2 separate regions of the Homo sapiens genome follow, and region 2 is linked to region 1. The links are chromatin loops, found by intact Hi-C in ENCODE. Cell type or tissue: chondrocyte. All regions are shown on one strand. Each heading gives the region's core, and the rest is flanking DNA. Links, peaks and the distances in the headings are about the cores only.

The links. Hi-C counts contacts between places; a loop is a spot of excess contacts. Peaks named below come from ENCODE experiments on the same cell type or tissue, not always from the same donor. Only the 100,000 strongest peaks of a DNase experiment are listed, where the experiment ranks them.
Region 2: it touches region 1 in a loop (5-fold over the local background); 2 of 110 quality-filtered maps call a loop at or near these places.

Annotation. Positions count from the first base shown.
Region 1 is chr1:53,563,277-53,579,542 of GRCh38, forward strand. All of the region lies in intron 4 of GLIS1 (GLIS family zinc finger 1), which reads right to left. Among named protein-coding and RNA genes, the nearest start is that of DMRTB1, 110 kb to the left of the region's middle. RefSeq lists an enhancer at 13,230-13,859. In chondrocyte, for the core only: no CTCF peak of the experiment used is centred there; DNase peaks (open chromatin) are centred at 9,465, 12,022 and 12,568.
Region 2 is chr1:53,684,057-53,698,921 of GRCh38, forward strand. The region is part of intron 2 of GLIS1 (GLIS family zinc finger 1); the gene reads right to left. It also overlaps the pseudogene RNU7-95P. Among named protein-coding and RNA genes, the nearest start is that of GLIS1, 48 kb to the right of the region's middle. RefSeq lists enhancers at 675-1,504, 1,505-2,333, 9,918-10,544. In chondrocyte, for the core only: CTCF peaks have their summits at 342, 541, 4,809 and 5,011; a DNase peak (open chromatin) is centred at 4,002.

The DNA.
Region 1 (16,266 bases), core at 4,823-12,822:
ATTCCAAATGCTAAAATGATCAGACTTGGAGTATATACTAACAGGGGTGAAATGTGTAAGGAGTGAAAGGGCACAATCACAAAACATTAGCAAGTAACGAGACTGTCCAAAACCACCAATCAGATTTGAAAAGGAACCAACAGAATTTCCAGAAATTAAAAATGTAATTGTTGAAAATTTTGTTTAAACATTTTTAATTTTTCAAAAATGTTGACTGAAATGAGTCAAACAGCAGATTAAACACAGGTAAGCCAGAAGAAAGAACTGAAGAAATTTCACAGATTTCAGATCAGAAAGACAAGCAGCTAGAAAATAAGAAATATAGCAGCCAGAATAAGAAGGCTAATCTACCTTTAATCAAAGTCTCAAAAAGAAGACAGCATAGACAGGAAGCAGTATCTGAAGAGATAACAGCTTGGAGTTTTCCAGAGCTGCAAGGAGGAAAAAAATAAAAGAAATCCACATTTACTCACAGAATAGTGAAAATTCAGACTATCACAGAAGTAGAAGAACTTAAAAGCAATAGACAGGAAACACAGACACCCATAAAAGAATGACGGAGACTGACAGTTTTCTCTACAACAAAACAAAATCCATTGCCAGAGGCAACGTTATAATATTTTCAAAGCACCGAAAGAAAATAACTGTCAACCTAGAAGTGGGCATCTTCTATCTATCTTTCAAAATGAGGACGAAAGAAAGAGCACCTTACTCAAAGAATTTCTAAAGAATAAGCTTCAGGAAGAAGGAAGATGATCCCAGAAGAAAGGTATAAAATGTATAAAAACTAATGATGTGCAAATAAATTCACAAACATGTAAGTAGAGCTAAACGCACACTGTTTTATAAAATGGTAATGCCCTCTAATGCACGGGGTTGAAGAAAGGCCAGAACTAGAACACTGTACAACAAAAGCATGTAGGTTTGGATGAAATGATTAAGAGGCAGTGCCCTAAGGTTCTTGTATTGTTGGGGAGGGAGTTAAGGTATTAATGTCAGACTCTTTTAGGTTAAGAATTCATAGGTAATCATTAAGAGAAAGGAATTAATCAATTTTATTTTGCTTTTTAATCAATCTAAAAAGCAAAATAAAAGACAATAACGGCAACAACAACAAAACTAAGCCAAAACATGGAAGCAAAAAAGGAAGCATAGGAAAAAGCAAAGTAGAAAGCAAAATGTAAGATATCAGAAATATGTCCAAATGCATTAGTAATCACTAAAATTGAAAATGGACTAAATTCTAATTAAAACAGAACATGTCAGCATGAACTAAAGACATAAAATAAATTAACCTCCCTTTTGCTAATTACAATAAACACATCTAAACATAAGGAAAAACATACCTAAAACATAAGAAAAAAGTTTAAGGGGTAGAAAAAGATATACCATACAATTACTATTCAAAACAAGGCTGGTATAGCCACATTAATATTAGATAAAATAGAACTTAAACCAAAAACATTATTAGGGATAGATTGATTATCTAATAATAAAAGTTTTCATTTTATAGAAACCTAATCATGTTGCAGTGAAACCTAATAATAATATTAGCAATGCAAAGCCTACCACCTTGGTGGTAAATTTCAACACCTTTCTTTCAATTACTAACACATTAAACAAAGAAAAAAATAATAAAATTACAGAAAATTTGAATAACACAAGATTTTTGATCTACTGAACAAAAACAGAATATGCACATTTTTCTCAAGTACATATGCAACATTTACAAAAAACTGCCATATACAAGACCAATATCATATAAATAATGTTCTCCAATTACAGTAAAATTAAATTAGAAGTCAATCACATAAAGGCAAAAAATGTTCCTATGTTTGGAAAATTAAAGGCCCACTGCATCAATCAAAACATTATAATGGGTATTTACAATACTTATTTACAATTTATTGCAACTGAACTATAATGCCAACACTACACATCAAAAATTCTGAGATGCAGTAAAAGTGGCATTAAAAGGGAAATTTATTTTGCAAATGTTTATGCTAGAAAAAAAGGCTGAAAATTAATGTGCTAGGAGATCCATTTCAGAAATTACAAAAGGGACAGCAAAATAAACAAAATGTAAAAGGAAGGAGATAATAAAGATAAAAGCAGAAATTAATGTCATAGAAACGAAGATAAAATAGAACCAAAAAGACAGGAATTAGTTCTTGAAAAGACTAGTAGACAAACCTCCGATGAAATAATTTTTTTTAAAAAAGAAGGCACAAAAAAAGGAATAATATTAGGAATAAAACGAGAAACATAACTACAGATCCAGTGAAGATTAAAAAATAAGAGAACACTATGACTGGTTTTATGGCAATAAATTTGAAAGCATATACAAAATGGACAAATTCCTTGGTAGGGGCAGGCTAACTTCCCAAGAAATAGAAAGCATTAACAGTTCTATGCCAATTAAAGTAATTGGATCAGTAGTTTAAAATCTTTCCACAAAGATAGTTTTATAGGCAAGTTTACCAAATGTTCAAAGAACATATCATTCTAATCTTATACAAATTCTTCAAGGAATAGAAAAAAAAAGGGATACTCCCAAACTCACTCCATAAGACCAATAAAACCCCAATATCAAAATCAGATAATAAAAGTAGGAGAACCACAGGCAAATATCACTCATAAATAAAGACAAAAAATTTTGAATTGAGTGATGTATAGAAAAGAGAACAAATTATATCCAAGTTGGGTGGATCCCAAGAATGTAAGAAGTATTTGACATTAGTAAAGTCTGTAAATTTGACTCACTACATATACAAATTGAAGTAGTTAAGCTATATAGCTTAATTATGATAACCTCAATAGACTTAGAAAGAGCATTTGATAAAATTCAATGCACATATATTCTAAAATTATTAGCAAGTTAGGAATAAAAAGGAATGTCTTGAACAAGGCAAGATGTCCCCTCTTACCATTCCTTTTCAATATCATACTGGAAGTCCTAGCTAAGGAAGGAAGTCAAGGAAAGGAGACAAAAGATATACAGATCAGGAAGGAAGAAATAAAACTGTTCACAGATGACATAAAAGTATATGTAGAAAATCCAAAAGAAGAGATGAAAAAAACCTATTGGAACTAATAAGCAATTATAGCAAGGTTGCAAGATACAAGGTTAGTATATAAAAATCAAGTTACTTTCCTATATATCAGCAATGAACAAGTAGAATTTGAAATTTAAAACAAACACAGTATCATTTACATTAGCACCCCTAAAAATGATGTACTTAGGTATAAATCTAACAAAATATTACCAGATCTATATGAGGAAAATGACAAACCTCTGATTAAAGAAATCAAAGAACTAAATAAATAATCCCCATATTTCGGGGGAAGGGCCTGGTGGGAGGTGACTGGATCATGGGGTAGATTTCCCCCTTGCTGTTCTCATGATAGTGAGTGAGTTCTCACAAGATCTGATTGTTTAAAAGTGTGTGGCACCTCCACCTTCTCTCTCTCTTTCCTGCTCCACCATGGTAAGACATGCTTGCTTCCCCTTCACCTTCCGCCATGATTCCAAGTTTCCTGAGGCCTCTCAATCATGCTTCCTGTTAAGCCTGCAGAACTGTAGGTCAATTAGACCTCTTTTCTTCATAAATGATCCAGTCTTAGGAAGTTCTTTATAGCAGTGTGAAAACAGACTAATACAGAAAATTGGTACTGGGAGTGGGGCATTGCTATAAAGATACCTGAAAATGTGGAAACAACTTTGGAACTGGGTAACAGGCAGAAGTTGGAACAATATGGAGGGCTCAGAAGAAGATAGGAAGATATGGGAAAGTTCGGAACTTCCTAGAGACTTGTTGAATAGTTGTGACCAAAATGCTGATAGTGATATGGACAATGAAGTCAAGGCTGAGATGGTCTCAGATGGAGATGAGGAAATTTCTGGGAACTGGAGCAAAGGTCATTCTTGTTATGCTTTAGCAAGGAAACTGGTGGCATTGTTCCCCTGCTCTAGGGATCTGTGGAACTTTGAATTTGAAAGAGATGATTTAGGGCATTTGGTGAAAGAAATTTCTAAGCAGCAAAGCTTTCAAGATGTGGCCTGGCTACTCCTAACAGCATATAGTCATATGTATTTACAAAGAGATGGTCTAAAATTGGAACTTATGTTGAAAAGGGAAGCAGAGCATAAAATGTTTGGAAAATTTGCAGCCTGACCATGTGGTAGAAAAGAAAAGCCCATTTTCTGGGGAGAAATTCAAGTCAGCTGCAGAAATTTGCATAAGAGGAGCCGAATGTTAATAGCCAAGACAATGTGGAAAATATCTCCAGGGCACATCAGAGACCTTCACAGTAGCCCCTCCCATTACAGGACCAGAAGCTGAGGAGGAAAAAATGGTTTCGTGGGCTGGGCCCAGGGCCCTGCTGCTTTGTACAGCCTCAGGACATGGTGTTCTGCATCTCAGCTGCCCTAGCCCCAGCTGTGGCTAAAAGGGGCCAAGGTACAAGTCAGGTCATTGCTTCAGAGGGTGCAAGCCCCAAGCCTTGGAGGCTTCCACGTGGTGTTGGGCCTGCAGGTGCACAGAAAACAATAGGTGAGCTTTGGGAACCTCTTCCTAGATTTCAAAGGACGTATGGAAATGCCTGAATGTCCAGGCAGAAGTCTGCTACAGGGGCAGAGCCTTCATGGACAACCTCTATTAAGGCAGTGAAAAGGGGAAATGTGGGGTTGGAGCCCCCACACAGAGCCCCCCTTGGGCCTATGAGAAGAGGGCCACAGAATGGAGACCCCAGAATGGAGATCCACTGACAGCTTGCACCATGTGCCTGGGAAAGCCACAGGTACTCAACACCAGCTCATGAAAGCAGCCGCGGGGGCTGTACTCTGCAGAGCCACAGGGATGGAGTTGCTTGAGGCCTTGAGAGCCCACCCTTTACATCAGCATGCCCTGGATGTGAGACATGGAGTCAAAGGAGATTATTTCAGAGCTTTAAGATTTAATGACTACCCTATTGGGTTTTGGACTTGCCTGGGGCCTGTAGCCCCTTTGTTTTGACCAATTTCTCCCTTTTTCAATGGGATAATTTACCCAATGCCTGTAGCCCCTATTGTATATTGAAAGTAACAAACTTATTTTTTATTTAACAGGCTCGTAGGTGGGAGGGACTTGTCTTGTCTCAGATGAGACTTTGGACTCAGACTTTTGAGTTAACGCTGGAATTAGTTAAGACTTTGGGGGACTATTGGGAAGGCGTGATTGGTTTTTAAATGTGAGAAGGACATGAGATTTGGGAGGTGCAGGGGTGGAATGATATGGTTTGGCTCTGTGTCCCCACCCAAATTTCATCTCAAATTGTAATCCCCAGGTATCAGGGAAGGGGCCTGGTAGGAGGTGATTGGATCATGGGCGGATTTCCCCTGTCTTGTGATAGTGAGTGAGTCCTCACAAGATCTAATCATTTAAAAGTGTGTGGCACCTCCCCCTTCTCTGTCTCCTGCTCCACCATGATAAGACATGCTTGCTTCCCCTTCACCTTACACCATAAGTGTAAATTTCCTGAGCTCTCCCAGTCACGCTTCCTGTTAAGCCTGTGGCTCTGTGAGTCAATTAAACCTCTTTTCTTCATAAATTACCCAGTCTCAGGTAGTTCTTTATAGCAGTGTGAGAACAGACTAATACAGTAGGTGAATGGGTAAGTAAACTGTGTTGCATCTAGACAATGGAATATTATTCAGTAGTGAAAAGGAATGAGCTATTGAGCTATAAAAAGACCTGGAAGAAACTTAAATGCATATTACTAAATGAAATATGCCAATCTGAGAAGGCTACATACTGTATGATTCCAACCATATGACACTCTGAAAAAGTACAAACTAAGGAGACAGTGAAAACATCGGTGGTTGCCAAGGGAAGGAGGGATAAACAGGCAGCACACAGAGGACTTTTAGAGCAGAAAAACTATTGTGTGTGGTCCTATAATGGTAGATACATGTCATTATACCTTTGTCCAAATCCACAGAATGTACAATACCAAGAATGAACCTTAATGTAAACTATGGACTTTGGGTGATAATGATGTGTCAATGTAGGTTCGTTGATCGTAACAAATGCACCACTCTGGTGTGAGATGTTGATAGCAGGGGAGGCTGCGTGTGTGAGGGCAGGGGTATAGGGTAACTCCATGTACCTTCCACTCTGTTTTGCCGTGAACCTAAAACTGCTCTAAAAAAGAAAGTCTATTTTTTTTTTTAAAAAAGCCTTTAATCTGAGAGAAAGAGTCCATAAAAATCCTATAGGAGATATTACACTTAATGGTAAAATATTGGAAGCATTTAAAATCAGGAGCAAGACAAGGAGGTCTACTATCATTATTTCTGAAAAAGATAAAACAAAGTATAAAAATTGAAAAGGAATAAAATGTTCTTTATTCACATCTATGAAAGTCTATATAGAAATATCAAAAGAATCTACACAAAAATGAATAGAAATAATAAGAGAATTTGGCAAGTTGGCTGGGTATAATATAAATATTTAAAAAGCGATTTTATTTCTATTCACCAGGAACAAATAAAAAAGTAATTAAAAAAGATAAAATTCACAATCACAACAAAAAGCATAAGAAGACTTATAATACATCTTTAAAAGAAAGATATATAATACATATATAGAGAAAAATATAAAACACTGTAGAAAGTCACAAAGAACATGTTTATGAACAATAAGAATTAATAATCATATAAAGAGGTCCTATTCCCGTTCCCCCCAACCAAATTGATCTATAGAGTAAATGGAATTCCAATCAAAATCTAATCAAGGTTTTCCATAGAAATTTCTTTCTTTCCCTCCCTCTCCCTGACCTCTTTTTCCTTTCTCTCTTTCTTTTTTTATTATTTGAGTTGAGATCTTACTCCATCACCCAGGCTGGAGTGCACTGGTATTTATAATAGATAGTTTACTGAAGACTTGAACTCCTGGGCTCAAGCAATCTTCCTACCTCAGCCTCCCAAGTCACTGGGACTACAGGCGAGCACCATTCTTGGCTAATTTAAAAAAAAAAAAAATTGTTTAGAGATGGGGGTCTTACTATGTTGCCCAGACTGGTCTCAAACTCCTGGCCTCAAACAATCCTCCCACCCCAGTCTCACAAGTAGCTGGTATTACGAGTGTAAGCCACTGCACCTGGCTTCGTGGAAATTTTAAAGTTGATTCCAAAATACACATATGGAAGAGCAAAGTCCAAGAAAAGCCAAGGAACACTAAAACAAGACTGGGGTGGGAAATAGCGGGGATGGACTTTTCTACTAGATACTAGCAAAAACTTTTTATGAAACTATGGTAATTAATGTGCTGTGGTATTGGTGCAGGGGTAGAAAAACTCAGTAATAGAACAGAAGTGCCCAGAAATAGGCTCATAGATATACAGAGTCTCTGATATATGACAGAGTGGCACTACAGATCACTGGATTTGCAGATCACTAGTAAAAAGATAGGCAATCCAACAAACGGCTCCCAGAATAGCTGGATATCCAGCTGGAAACAAATCAAACTGGATTCCTACCTCATACCATATACTCTAATTCCAATGGATTAAAAATAAATGTGAAAGTAAAAATGTAAAATAAGCCCTCCCATTATCAGAGGATTTATCTGTAGCATTAAGGTAGAGAAGGACATTTTACTGCAGACACAAAAATACAAACAATAAAAGGAAAGATTGATAAATTCCACTCATGAAAATGAAAAGCTTCTACTAAAAAAAAATACCATCAGGAAAGTGAAGCTAAGTCACAAACTGACAGAAAATATCAAGAATTCCTATAAATCAATAAGAAAAAGACAAACAACCAATAGAAAAATGGGCAGAGGACGTGAAAGGACTTTTACAGAAGAGGAAACACAAATGGCCTATAAACTGTGAAAAGTGCTCAACCTCATTAGTAATCAGCTAAAAATGAAAATTAAGACCACGAGATGCCATTTCACACCTGCCAAACTGGCATAGTTACATAACATTTTTGAGGACATAGAACCACAGGACTTCAATATGCTGTAGGTGCGAGTATAAGCGGAACAACCACTTTTGAAAACAAGCCGGCATTTTCATACATTCCCTAAGCCAGCAATTTCATTTCTAGGCACACATTCTAGTGAAAATGTTCCATAGGTTCAAAAAGAGACATGAACAAGAATATTCACAGCAGCGTTGTTTGTACTAGCAGAAAACTGAAACAACCCAAATGTCCATCAACAAGAGAATGATTAAAGTTTGAGTTATTCACAGAATGTAATAGTATACAGTAGTGAAAATGAATGAATTATAGCTGCACACAATAATATGGATAAAAATTTTTTTTTTTTGAGACAGAGTCTCACTCTGTCACTCAGTCTGGAGTGCAGTGGCACGATCTGGGCTCGCTGCAAGCTCCACCTCCCAGGTTCATGCCATTCTCCTGCCTCAGCCTCCCAAGTAGCTGGGACTATAGGCGCCCGCCACCATGCCCGGCTAATTTTTTTTGTATTTTTAGTACAGACGGGGTTTCACCGTGTTAGCCAGGATGGTCTCGATCTCCTGACCTCGTGATCCGCCCGCCTCAGCCTCCTAAAGTGCTGGGATTACAGGCGTGAGCCACCACGCCCGGCCAAAATCTTAAAAATATAATATTAAGTGAAAAAACTGCAGAGACCACATACAGTATGAGACTATTTTTATAAAGCTTTAAACCAAGCAAAACCAAACAATATATTGTTTAAGGATACATATGTGTGATGAAATCATGTTAAAGAAAGCAGCGAACACTAAACAGAAAATAGGCAGTAGTTCCAGGAATTCACAGATGTTCATTTTGTTATGCTTTATTGCTTACACATATTTGCATGTATTCTCTTGAATATATCAAATATGATATAATTAAAAAATTAAACATGAGTCAGGGCTCTGGGGCCAAATAGTACTTATGCAAATCCTGGTGTCTCCACTTCCCAGAGCATTGCCCTGACAAGTATCTTTCCTTCTCTAAGCTTCCATTTATTTCTCCATCTGTAAAATGAGAATGGTGACACCTCCCCTGTGGGTATTGGGAGCTCATCCTATTGCAGCACAGTATCTGGCATGTATGAAACACTGAGCATTTACTACTTTTATTTTTACTATTAATAAAGATCAGCGCAGTCACTGGCAGGGCAAGGACCCAGACACCCCATCCACCTGATCCAGTGCTCCTTCCACGACACCAGCTGTCCTCTCTACCTGTTTGCCCACCTCCCTTTGGGCTGCAGTGGGGAGACTCTTTCCAGCCCTGTCATAGGAGCAACTACATCAGGTGGCACCATGGCCAACAGCCTCCGTGCAGTCAGGGGACGTTTACATTCCTGGTGGATTAAAATTCTCAGCAGGCACTGCAGCAGCCTCCAGGCCTTGGTGATTAATAACACAGCCCAGTGCTGAGAGCTCTCAGAGAATGGCTGGCAAGGAGCCAGCAGGATGGCACAGGAACCTATTGGACACATATGAGCTCTGGGGACAGAAACATGCCTCTTTCTGGCTCTGGCTGACCCCATTGCCTGGAGCTGGGGCAAGGGAGGAGGGTCAGTGGCCCCAAGGCCTCCTGTCTCAGGGGTGAAGGCTCCAATCCTAGCTGCGCCTCTGCTTGCTGCAGGCACAGTCAAGCAAGCTGCTTCACTGCTTGGGCTTGAGTCTGTCATTTGTAAAACAGCACCTAGCTCAAAAGTGTTAGTGTGCTCAGAACAGAGCCTAGCACACCAAAGGCTCAGTCACTGTGTTTTGTATTTTTCTTTGGAGAACCAGTCTTACAGGTTACCACCAGCAGTTTATGGGTCCATCTTCTTGAGGGCTGGAACTCAAGCTGAATTATGTCTGTGTCCCAGGGTCCAATGCGAGCCCTGGTATGGAATACAGAGCTTCAGCGAATGTTTACTGAGCTCAATTACCAAGTGGCAGGCCAGCCTCTGCTCCCACACTTTGGGGATGGAAACCTCATCCCTTCTGTCTGCTGGGGAAGGTGCCGCCTGTTAGAAAGTCCATCCTGGTACAGAGCTGAAACCTATTTCAATAGCTTTCTCCCTCTAAGCTTTGAGAATGGGGGAAGGACAGTGGCGGTGGGGGGAGACCCTCCACCCCCTCCAATTTATGTCCACTCTCCAGGGCCCAATCCAGCCCACCCTTCTTGGTGTACTTCCTCTGACCACCCCGGCCTGAAGGAATGGTGCCCTCCTCAGGCTTATAGAGCCCACATTCCCAGACCTACGTTGTATGGACACACACAGAGATGTGCAGACACACACAGCCACACGTACACATAGTTACATGGTCAAAAACTAACACACAGGAGGACACATGACATCTTGACCCATGTAACACGTTCAACCATACAAATGTGCCACACAAGCACATGCACATGTACACGCACACACACATGCACAGTTAGAGACGTGGTGTGAGGAGCACGCAGATGCATGCACACATGGGCCCTCAGACACAGGAATGTCAGAAGCCAGGGTGTCAGGGTCGGAGCTTCTTGAGGGAGGCAGCCTCAGTGCTTTCCTAGAAATGGACTTGGTATACCCTGAAAACATCCCTTCGGAGTGGCTCCGGCTAATGCTGGAGACCACAGATTTCTCCTTGGTTGCTCAGCAAGCCTGGCATCTAAGGGGCTCTTTTAGAAACAGCATAAACAGACACTCAGGGCATCCTTTCTGCTCCATTCCATGCACTACAAATGGTAAGGCAATGACTATTAGAGCAGCAGCTGCTGCAGGCCAGCCAGCTCCTGCAAAGATAGACCAACTGCTGCTCCATCCTGCAGCCGGCTCCAGGCACTCAGATGGCAGAACTCCGTGATCTGGGTGGGGCCTCACCACTCTGAGACCACCCACACCTCTGTGGTCCTGGTTCCAAGTTCCTTCCAGGGCACTGTCCGTGAGGCCCTCCCTGGTCCAGCACAGCTCTGAGCCTCAGTTTCCACACATATCACTGGGCCTTTGGTCAGCTTCCCCTGCCACTGCCCCATCCAGCCTGCCTTCACCTCAGGTCCCATTCACTGCTCTGTCCCAGAATATGCACCGCTCTGTACCCAGAACATGCACATGGCCTGGCATATTCTGGGTACTCAATAAGATTATTGAATGAATGAACACTTCTCACCTTGGAAGACAGGCATCATTACTGCCACAAGCAGCAGGGCCTCCCACGCAGTCTCCCCTGGGAGATTACCTGTATACTAATCCCCCTCTCAGGCTCTGCTCTGGGACACCCACCTAAACACCATTGTACAGGTGAGGAAACAGAAGCTTCAGAAAGGTAAAGTGACTTTCCCCCGGTCACACAGCACAGCAAGCCCTGGGGACTAGTTTTGGGGAAGAAGTTTCTCACCCTTTCTCTGCCTGGAGAGGCTGGTGGGTCATGATGTCTGCTGGTCCCCAATATGAGTAAAGGAAGCAGCCCCACCTGGGCCTTGTGTCTAAGCCACATTTGTCATTCCAGCTGTACCATTAGCAAGGGGCACTGTGATCCTCATGGGGCCATGGGGTCTAGCTGTGAATGTGGTAAAAAGCTGGGGCAGGAGGGCTGAGTTTAGTCAAGGTTTGGCCACAGGCCCGTTGGAGGGAGGATGTCTTCCCTCGCCCACAGTCAGGCTCCTTCACAGCAACTCTCTTAACAAATGGTGTGATCACTCCGGGGGCAGGGTGGGCAGCCCCGGTCTGAACCTCACATCTCATCTGGGCCCTCACTGGACACCTTGGCCCAACACAGAGGATACTTGGGCCAAGTTGGAAAACTGCTTGCAAGCACAGTACTTTCCAGCAGCCTATATAAATCTGGAGAAAAGGGGTTATTAAACCCTGGGAAATGGCAACTAAAGATACTATGTTCTTGGAAAAATTTCTAGAATTAAATTATCTGTGAGTTATCAAGAACGGAGCACAGATTGCAATTAACATCCCGGCTGCCTATGGGCGCTGGCCCTCACGGGGAACAGGAAGCTCACACAAGCCTCTGTTCACACACGCCTCACGCCCCCCTGCTTCAACCCTCCTGCGGTCTCTGCAGCCCTGAAGACAAAGCCCAAGCTCCTCAGTCTGACATCTACAGTCCCCCATCACCGGGCCCCTGCCTGCCTCTTTGGCCTCCTCCATCACTCCATGCTCTGGGCCTCACACAACTCTCATCTCCAAGCTTTGCCTATGCTGGTCCCTCTCCTGGGACACCCTTCCTGTCCTTTAGCACCTCGGTAGTTCTTATCAAGCTTTCCTCCCCACACGGGGCCCTAGTGTCCAAGTCCCCTCCTCTGAGCTCCTGCCTGTCTTCCCTCAGGGTATCCATCCCGTGGTTGGTTGTGTGACTTGGGTCACAAGTGGCTCTCCTTGTCTGGACTATGAGCACTTCCAGGGCAAGATTCCTGGCTGTGTGGCCAACACTCAGCACAAGGCAGGACATGGAGCAGGTGCTTGGTGAATGAATGCAGGATTGAGTGAATGAATGAACACACACAAACAGTGACACCCATGCAGGAGCAGCACTGGGCTGGGATGGGTGCAGGAGGGGCTACACAGGAGGATTCTGTAATGCCCTCTGATTATGCCGCCCTGCGGGTCCCCTCTGTAAGACACAGGGCACATGCACAGTCAGGAGGAGATCAAAGAGGGCCCCAAGGGGGTACAGTGGGCACGAACAACCAAAACCACTCTGCTCTTGTGTGTCCCCAGGGAAAGGACAGTCAAAGTCATCACTCCACACCGTGCTTGCTGCACCCCAGGGCTTAGCAAAACACCCTCAGAGGAGACAGACTTGCTTTCTCTGCCTCCTCACCTCAGATGCCCACCGCCCCTTTCCTACCCGTCCCCCTCACCAGCTCCTGGAGACGTGTACCCCGGGTACTTCACACTCCACACTCAGCAAAGGCCCTGTTTCTGAGGCCAGGCTTCCTCCCTGATCCAGGCCCAGCCACATTGGGTGACTTCCTATCCTGGTCTCCTTCCCCAAATCCTCTCTCCTCCATCCTCCTCAATGCCCCCTCCCAGATCCACACATCCTACTGGGGCATCAGATGCAGGGACAATCTCAGCTCCAGCACTAGCTGTGTGACCAAGCATACGTGACTTAACTTTGCTGTGTCCCATTTCCTCATCCATAAAAGAGAGAGAATAATACCTATTTTGCAGTGTGAGATGACCCATGTAAAACCCTCAAGCAATTCCTGGCAGATGGCCATGGTGATCACTGAGCACAGCTGCCTCTTCTTCCAGCTAGTTAGCTAGTGCACCCCTGACCTCCCGCCTCCCCATCCACTGGGCCTCTCTGGCCCCCACCTCCTCACTGCCCAGCTCAGATGCCTCTCCCTGTCCTTCTGGCCCTCTCAGCTGCTAGGCTGGTATAAACCCTGAGCAAAATGCATGGATCAGCTCCGCCTTCCTGGATTCCAGCTGCTAAGAAGGCAATGACCACAACGTGCACACACATATGCACACATACTCGTGCATGCATGCACAAACACACACGCCTGCATACAGTCCACACCAGCACAGGCTCGAGGGCTCAACTCTGTACCCCACTCTCCTCAACCTAAGCCACCTGGTCTGCTGTGCAGTCAGTTTTCCCTCAAATGTCCCCCTCGGCTGCTTTCAAACTGCCCTTTTCTCCTCCAGCCCTTCTCATTCACATTCTAACAAGGCCCAGGTTCCCTCTGCTTCCACCAAAACCCTCCCTGACCCCAGGGCTTTTCCTGATGGCTCCACTGCTCACCCCACCACACTGTCCCCTTGGCCACCCAATCTCTGTGCCTCACTTTCCCTGTTCTTCCTCCCTCCCCCAATAAATGCTGATGTCCCCTGTGGGTGCTCTCTAGCCCCCCATCTCACAGGCTAGCTCCTCCAGCCTCCCCCCCCTCCATGCTTCTTAGTCTACCTTGAGGCTGACCACACCCCTCTCCTGCCTTAGGAGCTCCAGACTTGCGCATCCCCTACCCCCCTGGGGCCCTCTGGCTGACACCTCCCTATTCAGCATGCCCCAGATCAAGTCACAGCTTCCTCCCCAAGCTGCCAGGCCTGCACCAGCACCCACTCAATGAACCCAGGCCAGAGGCTGGAGCCCTCAACTGGGCTCCCCACCCCACCCCATGCATCTAGCAGACTCCGCACTGCCTCCTGGTGACCTGTCCCTCCTGATTCTCTCTCTCAGATCAAGCCATTTCTGGAGCTGACAAACACGTGAGTCTTACTGGCTGCCCAGTTTCCCCATAGTAAGAACTATCACTCCTTGAGTGCGGGAAGTGAAGTTGTAAATAGGGAACACCTATGCCTCCCACAAAGCAGGGTCCAGCCCCTATCCACCTGAGGGCAGCCAGGCCTGGCCAGTGGGTTGCCCTGCTACAGCTGTGGCCCTGGAGCACAGAAGTGAGGATCCCATCATGGTGTCTGGGTAGGCTCTAAGCTTGTGTGCCCCTGGAGGACCTGGGATCCTGCCTGTTTTGAGTCTGATCCTCTTCCCTTGGACAGATAGCCTGTGGTCCCTGGAGCCTGCCAATATATTTCTGAGTGGGGATGCAGGGCTCACTATGGCCAGGATTGGTTTCTGCTGCTTGTAACTAAGGAACCTGGCAGGTAGACATTCTCTCCTCCTCTGCCACCACTCCAAGCGAGGCTTCGTTAACTCACACCCTGGCCCTTCCCCATGCCAGTGCCTCCTCCTGGAAGCCCTTTTATCTCCTCCACGATGCCATCCTGATCCCCCTACCCTAGGCCCAGGCTGATTGTTGCTCCTTCTCCTAGGCCCCATCATCCCCTGAGCACCTCCTTAAAGCAGGTAAAAGAAGAGGGCAAACAGTGTCACCCTCGGGGACCTTGGAGTCCACTAGGCTACAGACTCCTTGAGTAAAGGACTGCATCAGTCTCAAGTAATAGACTCAGACTTGAAGTCTGCAAAGACAGGCTGCTTGCTATAGCAGCCTGAATCCCACTGGGTGATCGGGGTCAAGTTAATTAACTTCTCTGAATCTCAATGTCCTCTACTGTAAAATGGGGATAATGACAGCTACCTCAGAGGGCTGACATATTGCTAGGCTAACAGCACCACACAGACTAGGACCTAGGTCCTTCACTACCAGTGTTTACTTGCCCTTGGCTTTTCTCAAATAATAGTAGCATAGTTATTTGTGAAAATAAGGTCTATTGTTTTGTTCAGGGTCTCTGTATCATCACCTGTTAATAATGAACTCTCTCATTTTTACAGCCTTCCTCCAGCCATCAGCTCATATGACTCACACATAAGACCTCGTAGGGATTAATATCCAGACAAAACTGCCCCCAGCACACAAGCTGGCTGGTCTGCTTCCTTTCCCACTCAAAAAGAATCCTGTATCAACAAGTTGCCCTCTTTGCTTTGGCTACCAGGAAGCTCCAGGAAAATATACGATTCAATCACGATAATTAAGTGAGCTTAGGTTTTCCAAGTATTTATGTCCTTTTCTCTAATCTATGTCAATTTAACTGCACATAGATCTTTTATTGTAACTATCCATCATTTCTTAATGGAAAACAATAACTCAATGATAAGGAACAAAATCAACTGTAACAGAAGGGAGCAGAGTAGAACATTGCAACAGGATTTTCCTCCACCTACCCCTTTTCACAGAGGATGAAATTGAAGCCCAGAGAAGGGAAGGGGTGAAGAAAACATGTACCATTCTGCAAGCAGCCCCAGGATCTGCAGGCCTTGCTCTTGGGGCTGATTTTCTAGGAGACACAGCAGGCACAGAACCTACAGTCCATGATACTTCTAGGAACTCATGAAAATGTTTTAATTTAAAATCCAAAAAAAAAAAAAACAGTTTAGGTCAAAGAAAATGTGTTAATACATAATATGTTTTTCTTTATACCAATGCTGTCATAAAATATACTTTTAAATGTTTCTCATGGAGGAAAGGGCCCAAAGGCAGAGGTGCTGGAACTTGAGGACGTCAATGAGAAAGCCCCACTGGATTTACCATCTCACCAATGGGGACTGGACACTCCTATTGCCCCCTGCCCAGCTTCCTGGGGCCCAGGCCTACTCCATGCTTCTCTCTCTGACACAGATCCAAGGGCAACAACCTTCAGCATTCTCACGACCGTGCCAGGGGACATGAGGCCTTGCCAGGTGAATCTAATTTACCCTCTAGGTAACCACCTCAGACAGCTTTTGAAAGGCTGAAACCGCTGCTCAGGCTGTGGGAGGGGGATCCCATGGCTGATTTCACCAACCAGTTGTCAGGACAGATCTTCCTGGGTTCACAATATGGAGACAATTAAAGAG
Region 2 (14,865 bases), core at 306-8,305, 120 kb after region 1:
AGTGTCCACATTCCAGCTGGGAGGTTAAGGGCTTTTGTGTTCCTTCCTTCTAAACTCCAAAGTTCCCAGCCAGGCCTGGGGGTGTCCATGTCTCCCTCAGATGGGCAGGGCATTCCTGGGTCCATGTCCTCCCCACCCCCAAGATCTCTGCAGTCCAGCTCCTCCTACCCTCTCTGGAGGGAGCCAGGCTGCTAGAACCTCAGGGCCTCCCCAGAACTCAACACAGGGCTGGCACCCAGAAGGTGTTGTGTATTTATGGAATGTGTGAACCAAATTCAGCCGATTTTCCTAACCCTGGGAAAGCGTGGGAAAGCCTAGAAGCCTCTAGGGGTCTCCCTGCTCCCTCTGACTCCTGGGCTTTTTGTGGTCAGGACCAGCCTGGGGCCCTTAAGATGGTTCATGGGGACCACTGCAGGTGAGCCTCACTTCACACTGTGAGGTGAAGCAACAAGTAGAGGTCAAAGCCACCAGGGTGGGTGGCTGTTCAGAGAATCTTGCTCTCGCCAAAGAAATGGAGGGCCCTCCAGTACCTCCTGAAGCACAGTTTGGTTTCTGTCACTACCTCAAATCAAGAACTCACTAGTGCCCACAGGGTCACATCCAGGCTCTTCAGCCTGGCACTCATTCCCTTCTTCCCTGCCATGAATCTCCTTCATACAGCTCCCACACCAGCCTGGTGGGCCACCTGCCTCTCCTCTCCTCCTGGCCAGCAGGCTCCCAGCACCCCTACCCCATGACCACCTCTCAGCAGAAGTCCTGGGCCTGCTTTAGGGCAGGCAAGTGGAGCCTGGCTTGCTGTGTGGCTTCAGGGAATTGGCTCTGCCCAGATCAGTGAATCCACTCTGCCCAGCCCTGAGCTGGAAACAGAGGACACAGAGAGTCATGCTGCCATCAAGAGACTCACGGGAGGGGAGATAAGCCAGAGCTCTGAGGCTGTGGGGACCCAGAGGAGACACCTGACCTGGGGTGGAAGTCAGGGAAGGTTTCCTGGAGGAGATGCTGGCAGAGTTCTGGGAGGGACACAGAAGAAAGAAGAGGGTGGGGAGGCATTTCCCCCAGCAAAAAGGCCATGAGCAAGCAGGTAAAGGTGAAAGACAGCAAGACGGGTGTCCTGGCTGACCTCTGCCAATGCCCAGCTCACAGGAGCACTCCCCATCCAGAGGCCACAGAGAAGGAGACTAGACAGCATGCAGCTGACCCTACATGCTGCCACACACCCCTGCACCTTCACTCCCTTTGGAGCCCGCGGACATACCATTCCTTGTGGCCGCCCCGCCGCGGAGGACCGCGTCCCCAGAGCGCCGTGGTGTCTGCGCTGCCGGGCGCGATCTGTTATTATCCCCCGTCAGCGCTGCCGGCCTGTGTACATTCCTCCGTAATGAGTCTGACCTCCTCGGCAATGTTTAATCAGAGCCTAATCGACCCTGGCTTTGATCTGCTGCATTTTCTGCAAAAACCCTGGTACCTGATTTTTACAATCTGATTAGCAGGCTGACTCTCCGAAGCCAAAATTACCCTGAGTTGCAGAGATCCCTGCTGAGTTCTTTGTGTTTTTTCCCCTCTCTTCCAACAAGTTATTTCCTGAGACAACTGTCACTTCCCTCCTTGCCTGTGACTGTCTCCCTCACCCTCAGCTTTCACATCCAGTCAGTTGTCAGGTCTCAAATAGTGGGTCCTAACCCATCCCCTCCTCTCCCCAGCGGCTTCAGCGCTGGCCACCGCTACCACGGTCTGAGGCTCCTGCCCCTGACTGGCCCTTCAATCTGTCCTCCATCCCGCAGCCAGATCTGCTGGGAGCCGCTGCCACTGTGCTGAGCCATCTGGCCTCAGGAACTGCTCCCTGCTGAGCCCTCCAGCCAGCCTGTGGCCAGCCCCACCTCAGATTCTCCCCACTCCCTCTCATGCATGGGTTCCGTCAGAAACCTGCCCTCCCCCTCTGCCCCTGCCCTTCATCTAGTTTCATCTCCCTGTCATCCACCAGGCTGCTCACTGGCCCCTCTCCACTCCCGCAGCCATGATCCCAGCTGCCCACCTATGGCCATTGTTCCTTCCATCTCTCCCACCAGACTGCAAAGCCCCTTTAGGAGGTTCTCTCTCATGCTCCACTGTTTCCCCACGGAGCGGAGCTATGACTGCCCTGAAGCTGGGTACTCAGTAAATGAGGGAGGAAGGAAGGAAGGAAGGAAGATTCCCTTGCAGCCCATTCTGGAGGCCACGCACTGCCAAGTCAGACCGTGGCCCCTTGTTATCTTTCAGCTCCACACGGCACAATTCTCCCCTCCGGCTCAGCCTACTCCACTTTCCACCAGCCCCCTAGCCTCTCTGATGGAGGACATTGCTTTGTTCTCATCCGCAGTGCTTTCTCCCTCCAAAGTGGGAAAGAAGGTTAGGAAAGAGAGCAGAGGTCCTTGTGAGCACAGGAGAATGGTCCTTGCTTGGTTGGTGGCAGACCCTGAGCTGGACCCTGGAGGCACAGATGAATCAGATCCTCTCCCTCTCCTTGGGAAGCTCACAGACTGTGGGGGGAGGCAGCGAGGGAAGCAGATAAACTGGAATGCAGGGAAAACAGTGCTCATCTCTGGCCAGGGGAACTGACTCTGCTTGAAAGATACAGGAAGGAGTCCAAGAGGGAGCATCTGAGCTGGGTTTAAGAGAGAAATAGGAGCTCTCCAGCCAAGAAAAGAGTGACCATGCAAAGGCACAGAAGCATGAGAACGTGTGACGGGTTCAGAGGATGGGAAATGTTCCAGGTGGCCTGAACGGTGGCGGGGGTGGGGCAATAAGTTTGCTGTGGCCAGATCACCAAGGGCCTTGTCCACCATGCTAGGGAGATGGGACTGTGGCCTGCAGGATCACCGTGTCCATCACCTAACTGAACTTCCTGACAGTGTTGAGCCCTTTCTTTGCCCTGGTACACAGTGGATTCCAGAGCTGTGTATAGGAGGCTCCCAAGAGCTACTCCACTGCCAGTGAGGCCACTGAGGCTCAGAGAGGCCAAGTAACTTCGACGAGGTCACACAGCCTCCGAGGGGCAGAGCATGGACTGGAACCCGGAATCTCCTGAAGTTAAGGAAAGGTTTTCCCAGGATGAGGCAAACGAGAGAATCACTGTGGGAGCAGAACCAGAGCCAGGCAGGAGAGCTGGACTTGGAAGGGGCCGCTTGCCTCTTGGGCAGAGGAGGACGGAAGTAGTCCCAGCTCCCAAGGCCCTTCATACCCTGCAAGGCACCACCCGCCCACCTGGGTCTCTCAGACATTTTTAGGGGGTGGGCAGTGGAAAGAAAGAAAGAGTCTCCTAAGGGATTCCCATGGAGTTCTTTCACTAATTATTTACTCCCAGTCATTCCAAGGACAACATCTATCACCCGGTCCAACCAGCCCGCCCCGCTTCACCAAGCCCGTGTCAGGCCTCGCACAGTTGAGCCCCCACAATAACTCCTCATGGAAGACCCGAGTACATCCCCGCTCTCCTGTGAGAGCCGAGGAGCTTCCTGAAGGGCCCCCTGCTGTCGGGTGGTTCTGTGCGTTCTCTTCCCCAAACCACAAGGTCTGCTTACATGCAATGGGTCCCCCCAGCTAGGAAGGGGCAGCACCAGGTCAGAGCCCCCGCCGCCCACCACCCAGCCAGGGTCTTCCCATAGCATCTAGCCACCTCCTTCACGAAGGGACGGACAGTGGGCAGGAGTTCTGGTTAACGGGGGTTCCAGTTAACCAGGTATCACAGGGTGTTCTCTGCCCCAGGCCCCCATGTCACCAGGGGACAGTGACAACTGCTCCCACTTGTGCAGGCTCCCAGGCACAGGTGCTTGACCTCCCCGCATCTCTCACCCCAACTCGGGGAGCTGGTGGCGTCCACCACATCATAGATGAGGAAGAGTCCTAGACGCAAGCGGGCCCGGCTGTGCCCCTAGCCCCACCTCAAGCCCGGAGGACCCAGCCTCTGGCCCTCCCTGGAGCCATCAAGATCACCGTGCTGTGCTGTCGAGGCTGAGGAACCGGGGCTGCCTTGCTGGAGGCCAGACTGGCCCTGCCCCAGCGCGTTTCCTGCTCGGCAGGCTCTGGCCCTGTGTGTGGCGTGCTGACACCCGCTCTCGGTCCCTGATTCAAGAAGAGCACCTCACCAGACTCATTCGTTTCTGTTTTCTCTGCAAACATCCCCACGGGCTCATCGCTCCCTCCTGTGCCCAGGAATGCGAGTGTGGGCTCATGGGGGATAAATCCGTCTGAGTCTGTATTTTGACTAGTCCCTACAAAATGTGCTCTGAGCACTTTGCAGGGTAGAGGTGGGGAAAGGGGAAGACGTGGCGGGTGGAAGGGGGCTCTCCCCTCGTGCAGCTGTGCAGTCCTGCCGAGCCAGGGACTAGGGACTACACCCAGTCCCCCAGCCTCTGTGCCACCTTTCCCACCACCCTCTCTGCTCTCCTGCCCATTCCTTAGTGCCCGGGCCAAATGCCCCCTCCTCCACAAAGACTTCCCTGGTCTCCCGACTGGGAACTAGGATGTCCTTCCCGAGCTCCACAGCACATTCCTCCTCCCTGGTCTCACGCTGATGGGTGACTGTCTTGCTTTCCCCAGGAAACCCTGAGCTCCTCCAGGGCAGGCCCACAGCCCCCATACGGTGTCATGTACAGGAAGAGGTGCTAAGGAAAAACCTGCTAAATAAGTAGTTTTTAAATTGGTTTTTGTGTGGGGGGGGATGTTTTCTGGTGAAAACCAAAAAACCTGCCAGAAAAATTCTAAAAGGGCTGCACCACTCGTTTTTCAATTTTTACTGAGTGCCTGATCTTGCCCAATGGCAGCGAATTCATTTGGGGGCACCTTGAGGACACCTGCTGGCAGAATCCATGAAGGCCCAAGAGTAGTGCAGAGGCACCAGCCACACCCCCAGGCCAGACTCTGGGCCAGGCATGGCTGGGGAATAAAACTGTCACAGTAGTCTTAGAACTCCAGGGTCCACATTCTTCCTCAAGCCCCCTGCTTTCAATAGCACTTTGTGGATGGCTGAGCACATTCTCTCAGGTCGTTTGATGGTCTCCTTACACTCCACCCTCACAGGGTGGGGCAGGTGAAGAGACCAGCCCAAAGGTACAGTTGGTCCATGCACCTCAACACTCATTCAACAGTCATTAGAAAGAGAGACGTGGAGAGTTTCAATTCAGAGCAGTAAGTGCTGTGATGGAGCGAAGCAGGGGCCAGTGGACATACAGAGAAGCCACAGCCCAGTCAGAGGGAAGGAGGCCTCAGAGGCTTCACAGAGGCACCACCTGCCTGGGCAGGACTCACAGCAGCTGCCCTCCTTCTCCTGGCAAGAAGCATTTACCCTGGCTGGGCTCTGGTTCCAGTCCTCCCTCCTGGCTGCAGCCCTCCACTGTCTACCAAGTTGACCCACCTGTTGAGTCCCGTGTATCTTCCCACCCAGAAACATCCTGAGCTGAGAGCCGGCCAGACCAGAGCAAGTGACCACAGAGACAGGGAGTCCCAGCAAGATCTGCACTGTGACCTTTCTGCCTGAGAACAGTAGAAGGCAAGCGCTCAAGAGGTCTTCATTCTCAACACTTAGCCCAAACAAAGACTTACTTCTCCATTTGGCCACAGGCAGTACCAATGCCCTGTGTGATGCTAGGCAAACCGAGCCCCTCTCTGGGCCCACAGTAACAGCCTGAGACCAGACCTCCCCTGTCCAGGAGCATGGCATCTGTGATGTGTTACCCCCACCAGGCCCCTCTGAGAGGCATCTCAGCGCCCATTACTGGCCCCTGCAGATGAGGTCCTAGGAGCTCAGCCTGGCCCTCAGGCCCCTGGCCCTCACCAGCCTTCACTTGCCCACATGTGCCCTTCAGAGCCGGTTTATCCCCACCACTGTGCACCTCTGGGCTACACGTAGTGAGCGGAATGCCTTTCCCCTTGCTGTCAGGCCAACACAAGCCTATCTCTTCCCAAATGAAGCTCTCTCACACCTTGCACTGGGCTCCCTGACCCTGAGTCACACTGTGTGGTCATTATCTGATACCTGGTGGCCTGCCCCCTCTGCTGTGAGCACCCTGCGTCATGCCTGAAGCTGATTTATCTCTGGATCCCCAGCATAGGCTAGAAAGGGTAAAGAACAGGAATCAAACATCAACCACATGTGCACAGTGATGGCATCAGGCCAGGGAGCCTCACCGCCCAGCAACGCTCGGCACCACGACACCGCATCTTCAGGGCCACAGGCAGGGATGGCTCACTGCCCCAGGCTCCGCTGCCCCCATCAGCGCATGATGGGGAAGAGGGTGGTCTCCAAGGCCCTTGTTCTGTGAAGACCTGTGCTGCAGGACACAGCTGGGGCGGCTTCCACTGGCCTCATATGAGACATGGCGGGGGCTGCTTCAGGAACCAAATCTCAAATGGCCTCTGCCTGAACTGGCCGCCAAATGGTCAGTTTGGAGGGTGGAGAAAGGACACTTTAACCACAGCACCTCTTGGCTTCAACGTCTGCATCTGGCAATGGACATGACAGAACAAGCAGGACGCTGTGGCGCAGCCTGCGCTGTCCAGTGCTGTTCAGAATGCCAGGGCCGTCTCTCTTTCCCTCAGTCATCCAGAGAGGCAGGCAGGGCAGCGATGATTAACCCCTGTTTTCGGCTGAGAAAATGAGACTCAGGAGGCAGGACATTTGAACTGGCCTTAACAGACAGAGAAGGAGGAAAGGGCATTCCGGCAGAGGGGTTGGCATCACTGGAAACAGGTGATGATGTCGATGTGAGAACTGTCCAAGGGTGTGGCTGGAGCAGGAATAATAAAAACCAGGTGCCACTCCAACCGCTTTGCATAAATCTAGACATGTAATCCTCACAACAACCCCTTGAGGTAGATACAATTATGTCCCCCTTTTTCCAGCTGGGGCAACTGAAGCACAGGTAATCTTCCTGACGTTGTCCAGCTAGCAGTGAAGGAGCAGGGATGAAGCAAACCCAGGTTCCAGGGTCCACATTCCTCCTCAAGCACTTGCCCACACTGCCTGTCAAAAAGGAAGGGAGAGACCAGGCGCCGTGGCTCATGCCTATAATCCCAACACTTTGGGAGGCTGAGTCAGGAGGATCACTCAAGGCCAGGAGTTCAAGACCAGCCTGGGCAACCCAGCAAGACCTCCATCTCTACAAAAAATTTTGTAGAGATTCAGGCTAGGGCGCACTCCCGCTGTGTCCCTCCAGCTGTACCCACAGTGGGAGCTTCAGTGCCCAGGCCCAGCCTCTCTCACCACCTGCTGCCCACTGATCCCCATCTGACCCAGCCCTGCTCATCTCATCATCCCCCCTCCCACCACCACATGAGACACACATAAACCTAAATCCATGTTCCTCAAAGTCTGGCCTTTTGCCTGTTGCCCTCAGAATCCTGGGCCCACTCTGGACTCCATGAGCAGAATCACTGGAGATGATGAGGACCCCGGGCCCAGGATCCCAGATTCACACGGACTGGGAGGAGCTGAGCCCCCTGCTGCTCCATGCTCTCCCACGTCCATGAGCTCCTCCACCACTGCTCCTCCTCCATTCCCTCTCCCTCTCCCAACAACCGCCTCGCCTGGAGCTTCCACACCTTTTCCACCAGCCACTCCCTGCAGCCACTCAGCCAGCATCAAATCATACACTGGCCGAGCTTCGGATTTGCTAATAAAGGGTCCTTCATTTCTGCACAGCTCCACCTTACTGAATTTGCAGTTTCTCTAAATGGCCTCTATATTCCTTTCATGGCCAATCCTGACCTCCCTCCTACCCCCACTCCAACCCAGGGTCACACCCACCCAGCATTACCAGGTTCCACAGTTAAACCAACTCCGCCCCAGTGACTGTGTCTCTGAAAGCATAGAGAGATGTATATTACCATTACTCTAGTCCCACCATGGCAGCAGCAAGGCCCATATGGACAGGAGTCGTGGAGGAGCGGGGAGTTCCACACCTATAATCTAACCTGGAGACAGTGTCTGGCAATTTCACACCCAGCCTGCAGCCCACTCTGCAGTTCTCCCTATCTCTATTAAATACCTGACCCCTCAAACTGCCTCCCTTTTTCCTAACACAAGCTTTCTTTTCCTTCTCATCCAACCTCTCTTTTTCCCCACCTAAAGAGGGAAGGGTTTGAAAAGCTATTTCTAAAACTACTATAGAACAATAAAGCCCCTTTGAACGAAGCACACCACGTAATGAGGCTTAAACTCACTGCCAGATTCAGCATCCTGGAGCTCAACCCTATGTCATATCCTTGCTCAAAATCCCTCCATGGCTCCCCACTGCCTGAAGAGTAAAAGGACTCAACACAACCATAAAATAGCAATGGTATCCAATGTACTTGAGATGTGCATGGAAAGAATGTGGTAATAACCTGAAGGACGTAACGATAACAATAAACATAGCTAGCAATTATTGAGCACTTACTGTGTGCTTTACACACATTAATGTGTTACCCTACAGGGTTACAGTAACCTTCACCCAGCCTTGCCTGGTGGGTGCCACTATTGTCCCTGATTTAGAGTTTGGGGTTGTGCTGAGAAATGGAGCTTCCAGCAGCCCCATTTCTCAGCCACTGTGGGTGTAGCTGGGGGAGGGATACTGAGGGTGTGGGCTCTAGCCTGAGTGGAAGTGGGGGACCCTGACCCAGGTGGGGGTGAGTTTTTGGAGGGCTTGGCTAGAAGTTGGCTGTGAAGAAGGGAAGTTGGGGAAACCCAGGCCATCCTAGCTCGGGCCTGCTTTCTCCCCACTGGGCTGGAACCCCACGCTTGCCCAAGGTCCCTGCAGGCCCAGTTCTCTGGATGGTAGGCACCGCCACCCTAAGCAAACCCCAAAGTCTTTGAGAAACCCACTCAATCTTCACTGGCTGGACTGGCCTCTCTGTCAATGGACTCCCAGGGGCCCATCCCATCCCAGGAAGCACCTCCAGAGCCCTTTTCTATCCCTCTACATCCATGTCCATCTTTTCTGAAGGAAGGTATGTCCCTCACAGGTGCACAGCACTTCACAGTGTGAGGGTGCTTCGTCGAGACCTCGTATCAACCCAGACAGAGAAGCAGGGCAAAGTACATTCCACTCTGCAGACAAGGAAATCATCGTGGCTCCATATGTTACACGCACTGTTTCATAATTTAATCCTCCCTACAGCCCCTTCTGAGACTATTATCCCACTTTACAGATGAGGAAACTGACGCAGAGAAGGGCTGTAACTTGCCATGGCCCCATGTCAAGTCAGTGGCAGGACTTGAACCCAGGTCTCCCTGGGGGCATTCAGTCTCTGGAGGCCACCAATATGGCCAACTTAACCTCAGAAGATCCATCTTCCCTGCTGCTGACCATCCCAAACCTTCTGGACACCCAGCCCTCGGGGGCAGGCATCTGGCCAACCACTTGAGATGGTTCTCAGCAGCCCCTGTGGCCAGAGGCCAGAACTGCTAAGTCTGGCTCTGGCATGCTCCCCCAGCCACCACATCCCATCCTGGTCCCACAGCACCCCAGCCAGAGCTGCCCCCACAGCCCAGCCTCTCACCCCCGCCCACAGATCCAAATTTCCATTCCCTCAGCAGCATGAGCTCAGTGGGGAGGAAGGCAATCTGATTACAAGCAGTCCCGGCCTCGGGGTCGCCAAGGGTGTGGGCATCATAAAGCAGGCGCTCTGGCGGCACTGAAGAGGGGAGGGGATGGTGCAGGAAGCCCGGGATGTCGAGGCCGGGCTCTGTTACCACCGCACTGGGTGGCCTCCTGAGCCTCAGTGCCCCCACCTGGAAAGCGTGCCTTTTCATCGATCGCTGCCTTACCTAACCCTCCAGATGGCTGTGCCGCTCAAAGTGACCTTGATGAGAAGATGCTTTGGGAAACAGGAAACATGACGCAGACATGAGGAGGCTGTGTCATCACCGTCACTCTGAACCAGCTTTCCCTGAGCGCCTGCCTGGGCCAGGCCTGACGGTGGGCACTGGGCTCACGAAGAGGAGGAAACAGTCCCGGCCCCTGCAGTCTACTGCCTGGTAGGGGAGACAGGCAACAGGCGGCCACCACACAGGTGCCCAGTGCTGCATGGAGGGACACTCTAGGGACTGCAGGGACCCAAAGAAGGGGCTCTGGCCCAATCTGGGGTCAGGGCAGGTCTAGGATGGCCCTGAATGAGTTTGAAAGACCAATGGGAGTTGGCCAAATGGAGGGGGTGGGCCCTCTAGGTGAGAAACGGCAGGGGCGCTGGGGGAGGGGTGACAAGGAGAGAAGACATCAGCAAAGCACACAGCACACCGTAGGTGCTCAGAACGCGGTTGTTCTCTTCCCCTCCCCATACCTCACCCTGTGGACTCAAGTCCAAGCTTATACCTCCTCACTCCCTTTCTGCGAGCCGGCTGGCCCTGCCAGGGACCCTTTCTGCCTTCTCTTCTCAATGGGCTGCACCCAGTGTCCCTGCTGGCCCAGGAAAGCCCTGCTGACCTGACCTTCTGGGTACCAAGCTGGGCCCAGCCCATGAATTAAGCTCATGCAGAGGGGGCCCTGCTGAGGCGGCAGCACCACCCAGGAAGAAAGCCCAAGCTGGGCAGACACCGCTGGGGTCCCAGCTCCACCTCCTACAGGCTGTGTGGCCTTGGGCAGGCTGCTCAAGGGCTCGGACCTGGGACTTGGGGTAGAAGGAGTTATTACAGACTGGGCTACGTGGGGCACACAGCACAGTCCTGCACACACACTAGCAGGAGCTAAATTCTCACTATCATAGTAAATTAACGCTGCCTCAAAAAATCCAGGCTGTAGGGTCACTTGGTAAGCATGAAATGTTGCACAGGACAACGGTACTGGTACGGAAGGGTGGCTGAAAACATCGGCGGCTCCGATCGTGCCTGCAAACAGCCACTGCACTCCAGCCTGGGCAACACAGTGAGACCCCAATCTCTAAATATACGTAAATATATATACTGGCTCACTACCTCCCCAGACACTAGGGACCACGGCCAGGCAGCAAGTGGTTCCTAATAAGTCAGGGAAGGCAAGTCAATGAAAACATTACAATCCACAGTAGGCCCGCATCTGTTTAAAAAGCCCTGTGTGTGTAACGAAGCCCTGCAGGCCGACTGTCAGCTGGGGTGGGGGTGGGTTGAGGAAGAGGAAAGCCCCCAGGCTCTGCTACTCTCAGCTGCTCTGGACTGTGCGGCCCAAATCCCCACTTATGTGACCACAGGCCGTCATCTCACCTCGAGAGCTTGCAGCTCCCATGTGTAAAAGGGGAGTGAGAGGCCTCCAAGTTCATGGTGCAAGTCTAAGGGGAGGATGTGTACGAAACACTAACTGGTAGTGAAGCATGAAGGAGCGGCATGAGAGAGAAGCAGAGGTCAAGGGGAGTCACTTCCAGGCTGGGTGAGCTGAAGACTAACCAGAAGAAGGTGACAGACAGGGCACTACGGCAGCGACTTGTCTGTCCTCAGCCAGCCAGCTGGGAGCTCCCTGAAGGCAGGGACCCATCTCACTGGTGCCATGACTGCCACATAAGTAGCAGGCACCGAGCAGTGAATGTCCAGCACAGCGGAGGGCTCAGCCCGACCCTGGGCCTCTTCCCTCCACCCTGTGTCCTGGGAGGCCCCAGGTCCAGTTCAGGAAGGCAGGAGGGGCGCGGGGTGGTAGACAAGAGCTTGGAGCCCAGAGCCAGAACAAAGGAGGGGAGATGGCCTGGAGAAGTGTGCCGCACCGGGACCCAAAAACTGGCTTTTACTGAGCACCTACTGAATACAAGGGTATTGGGTTTATATACAGTGTTTCATTTAGCTCTAGCAACTACCTCTAGAAATGAAAACTCTTCATCTGTTAAGATGGATTAAGCAATGTAGCCAAGATCACTCATCTTAGGAGAGGCTCAGGTCTGCCTGACCCAGGGGCCAGGGGCCTTTCCTGGCCCTCTTTGGCCCCTAGCTGTGGGTGCCAGAGCATCTCTTGAGAATGCAGGCAGACTCGCAGTCAGCAGGCTGCACTCCAAGTCCAGAAATGTCTCCAATGCATGAAATCCCCAGGGCTTCTCCACTCCCAGCAGTTACCCCTGCTTTACAAGGTGGGACAATTCTGAAGGTTTCCCTCCCCTCAGGGAGCTGGCGAGCTCCAAGCGGTTAATGCTTTGCTCGGCACAGGCCTGAGTTTAATAAAACTAGAAGCAGCTAATGGCTAACAATAAAAAATAATATTTTTCCTTCAAGCAATTAAATTGTAATATAGATCTCACTAATTCCTTCCTGTTCTTTCCCTCGAGATCTCTGATCAAGCACCAGAAGAAATAAATTATGCATCACTATTCCCCACTTGAAACTCAAGTTTTAAGGAATCTAAGGGAGAAATATTGCCTCCTTCATTAAGGCAGAAATCTGAGGATTTTTAGAGGTTTCACGTAACAAGTTACCTTTCTGCAAACACAGGATCCACGACCCAGACCCATCTGAAAGATCGAAAAATGCACCACTTGCCCTTTCTCCAAAGAACCACAGGGTGTGAAAATTAGTCTTACCAAAGCATAGCTAAAAACTCTCCATGGCCCCCTCTACCTACAGGAAAATAAATCAAACTCCCCCACCCTCACCCCACCCGGCCATGCTCATGAGGCCCTCCAACTTTATTTCTCTCCTTCCCTCCACGTGCCCTTCCGTGCAGCCAAGCAGAGCTCACTGCTGTCCTCATACGTGCTGTCTGCTTTCCCACCATTACACTTTGCCCATGCCGCCTGGAACTCCCTTCCCGCCAGCGCTCAAGGGCCCACCTCCCACACGGAGCCTTGCCTGCCTCCCCCAGCTGGAACAGGTCATCATCCACTCTTGGAACTCCTGCAGAACTCTGTCTCTTAAAGACTTTCGCCTTTCAACCCTGGCTGACAGCCTCTCGAGATGGCCACATGAGTCTGGGCACAGAATACCTTCCACGTGGCATCCCCATACAGCCCCTCTCGAGATGCCCCTTCATTGTGCTTAGCATGGTGACCAGTATTTTTATAGGAGGTGTGTCCATATTCACTGGGTGGATTCATAAATGAATTCAATAACCACTGAGGACTACTTCTCTCAAGACCACGGGAGGGAGCTGGGAGGAGGCAGGACAAGAACTTTTGGACATTGTCTGGATAGTGGGAAGACGGTCACAGCAACAAACCCCAAGAATGACACAATAGCAGGCTCTGTAAGGAAAGTGGAGGAAAGACAGCAATGCCAACCTGAGTGGGTCACCCTGCCCAAAATCCTTCAGAGACTCCCCCTGCCTACTGGCAGAGTTGGGACTTCCTTAGCTTGGCATTCAAGGCCCTCTGAGGTTCTCACTCTGCTGCCAACTTTCATTTCCTATTCCAGTTGCTTTGCACATGCAGTTCCTCCCCACCGTTCTGCCTAAGGGACCTCTCTTCACCCTTCAAAGCATGGTTCAGTGCCACCCCCCCAAGTCCCACCCTCCTCTGGGGGCCACTGTCTGTTCTGGGGCCTCCCCTTACCCAGGCTGTGAACATTCCTGGGACAGGTTCAGGATGTGATCCACCCCCAGCAGAGATCCAACCCCTGCTCAGGGCTCGAGAAGCATCCATGGAGCTAAACTACACAGCAGAGGAGGAAGGAGAAACAGCTCTTCTGGAAGGACCTACCCATCCATCACACTCCTTCCACAGTCCAGCTAACACTTATTTAGCATATACTCGGTGCGGACACTGTCCTAAACACTTTTGCACGTATTGCCTCACTTCATCCTAGCAACAACCTAGGAGGTAAGTGCTACTACACTTTTACTGATTATTTTACAGATGAGGGAACAGAGGCACAGAGAGGTTAAGCAACTTGCTAAAGTCACAGAGCCCATAAGAGGTGGAACTGGGCTCAGAGCCAGTGGTTCTAACCGCTACAACGAACACTCTATGTAAAATACAAGGACGTGTATTGGGATGGGGACAGAGCAGGGTTATTCTAGCAACCAAAGCCCTCACGTTTGAAAACCTCCCTGTCTCCACATCCGTTTCCTGACATCTGCCCTCTTCTGTGCTGCCCAGGCCAACATTCCGAGGACTCCCCACCCCACCCACCCCAATGCCCCAGACCAGACAGCAAACAAACAGGAAACAATTAAAGAACCAACCAGAAAGTCTCATAAACTCTCCCAGGAACACGCCCTCCCAGCTTCAGTGCGAGATGTCAGAGCTGGGGAAGGACCTTAGGCCACAGCTCTGAAGACAAATGCAACAGGCAACATCCCCTCGGAACGCACTCCAGAGGATGACGCAGAAGGAGTTCCAGGCAGTGATTTTCCACCTGGAAGACTTCCGAGTCCCTGATGTCAAGGAACAGGAACAGGAGCCAACTCGAGCCTCTGCTTCTACATCCCCTCACCCTCCCCAGAAGGCAGCTTTTGACTGCAGCCTTCCCTGTAACCCATGGTTCTCTCACTTAGGGTCCAAAAAGCTGTGAGGAAGACTGGCTGCCCTGCCTAGTCAGCAGGTCATCTTCCTGGTCTGCCTTCCAAGCACGCGCCACTGCTTGTGGGCACTGGCCCCATTTCCCCATCAGGGGTGAGATATTTGTGAGCACAGAACACCAGCCCTTGGCCAAGCCAGGGACCTCTGTTCAGCCCTGCCACCTGGGTCCGGGTAGACCGAGGCTGCTGCCAGAAGAGAGCCACTTCCTGAAAGGTCCATGGGCAGAGCTTCCAGCCAGGGATGCCCTCCAGACCTGCAGCCACCTCTCCACCAGGCTTTCCCTGTGTTTCCCTGCCATAAAAACTCAGCCACTTCCACAAGCATGCCATTTCATGGTTTACGAGCCCATTGACCTAGATTATCTCATCTGACCCTCATCACGAACCTGTGCGGGCAGCACCAAACCCCACTGAGGAAATGGGATTGGAGACTGAAGTGACTTGCCCA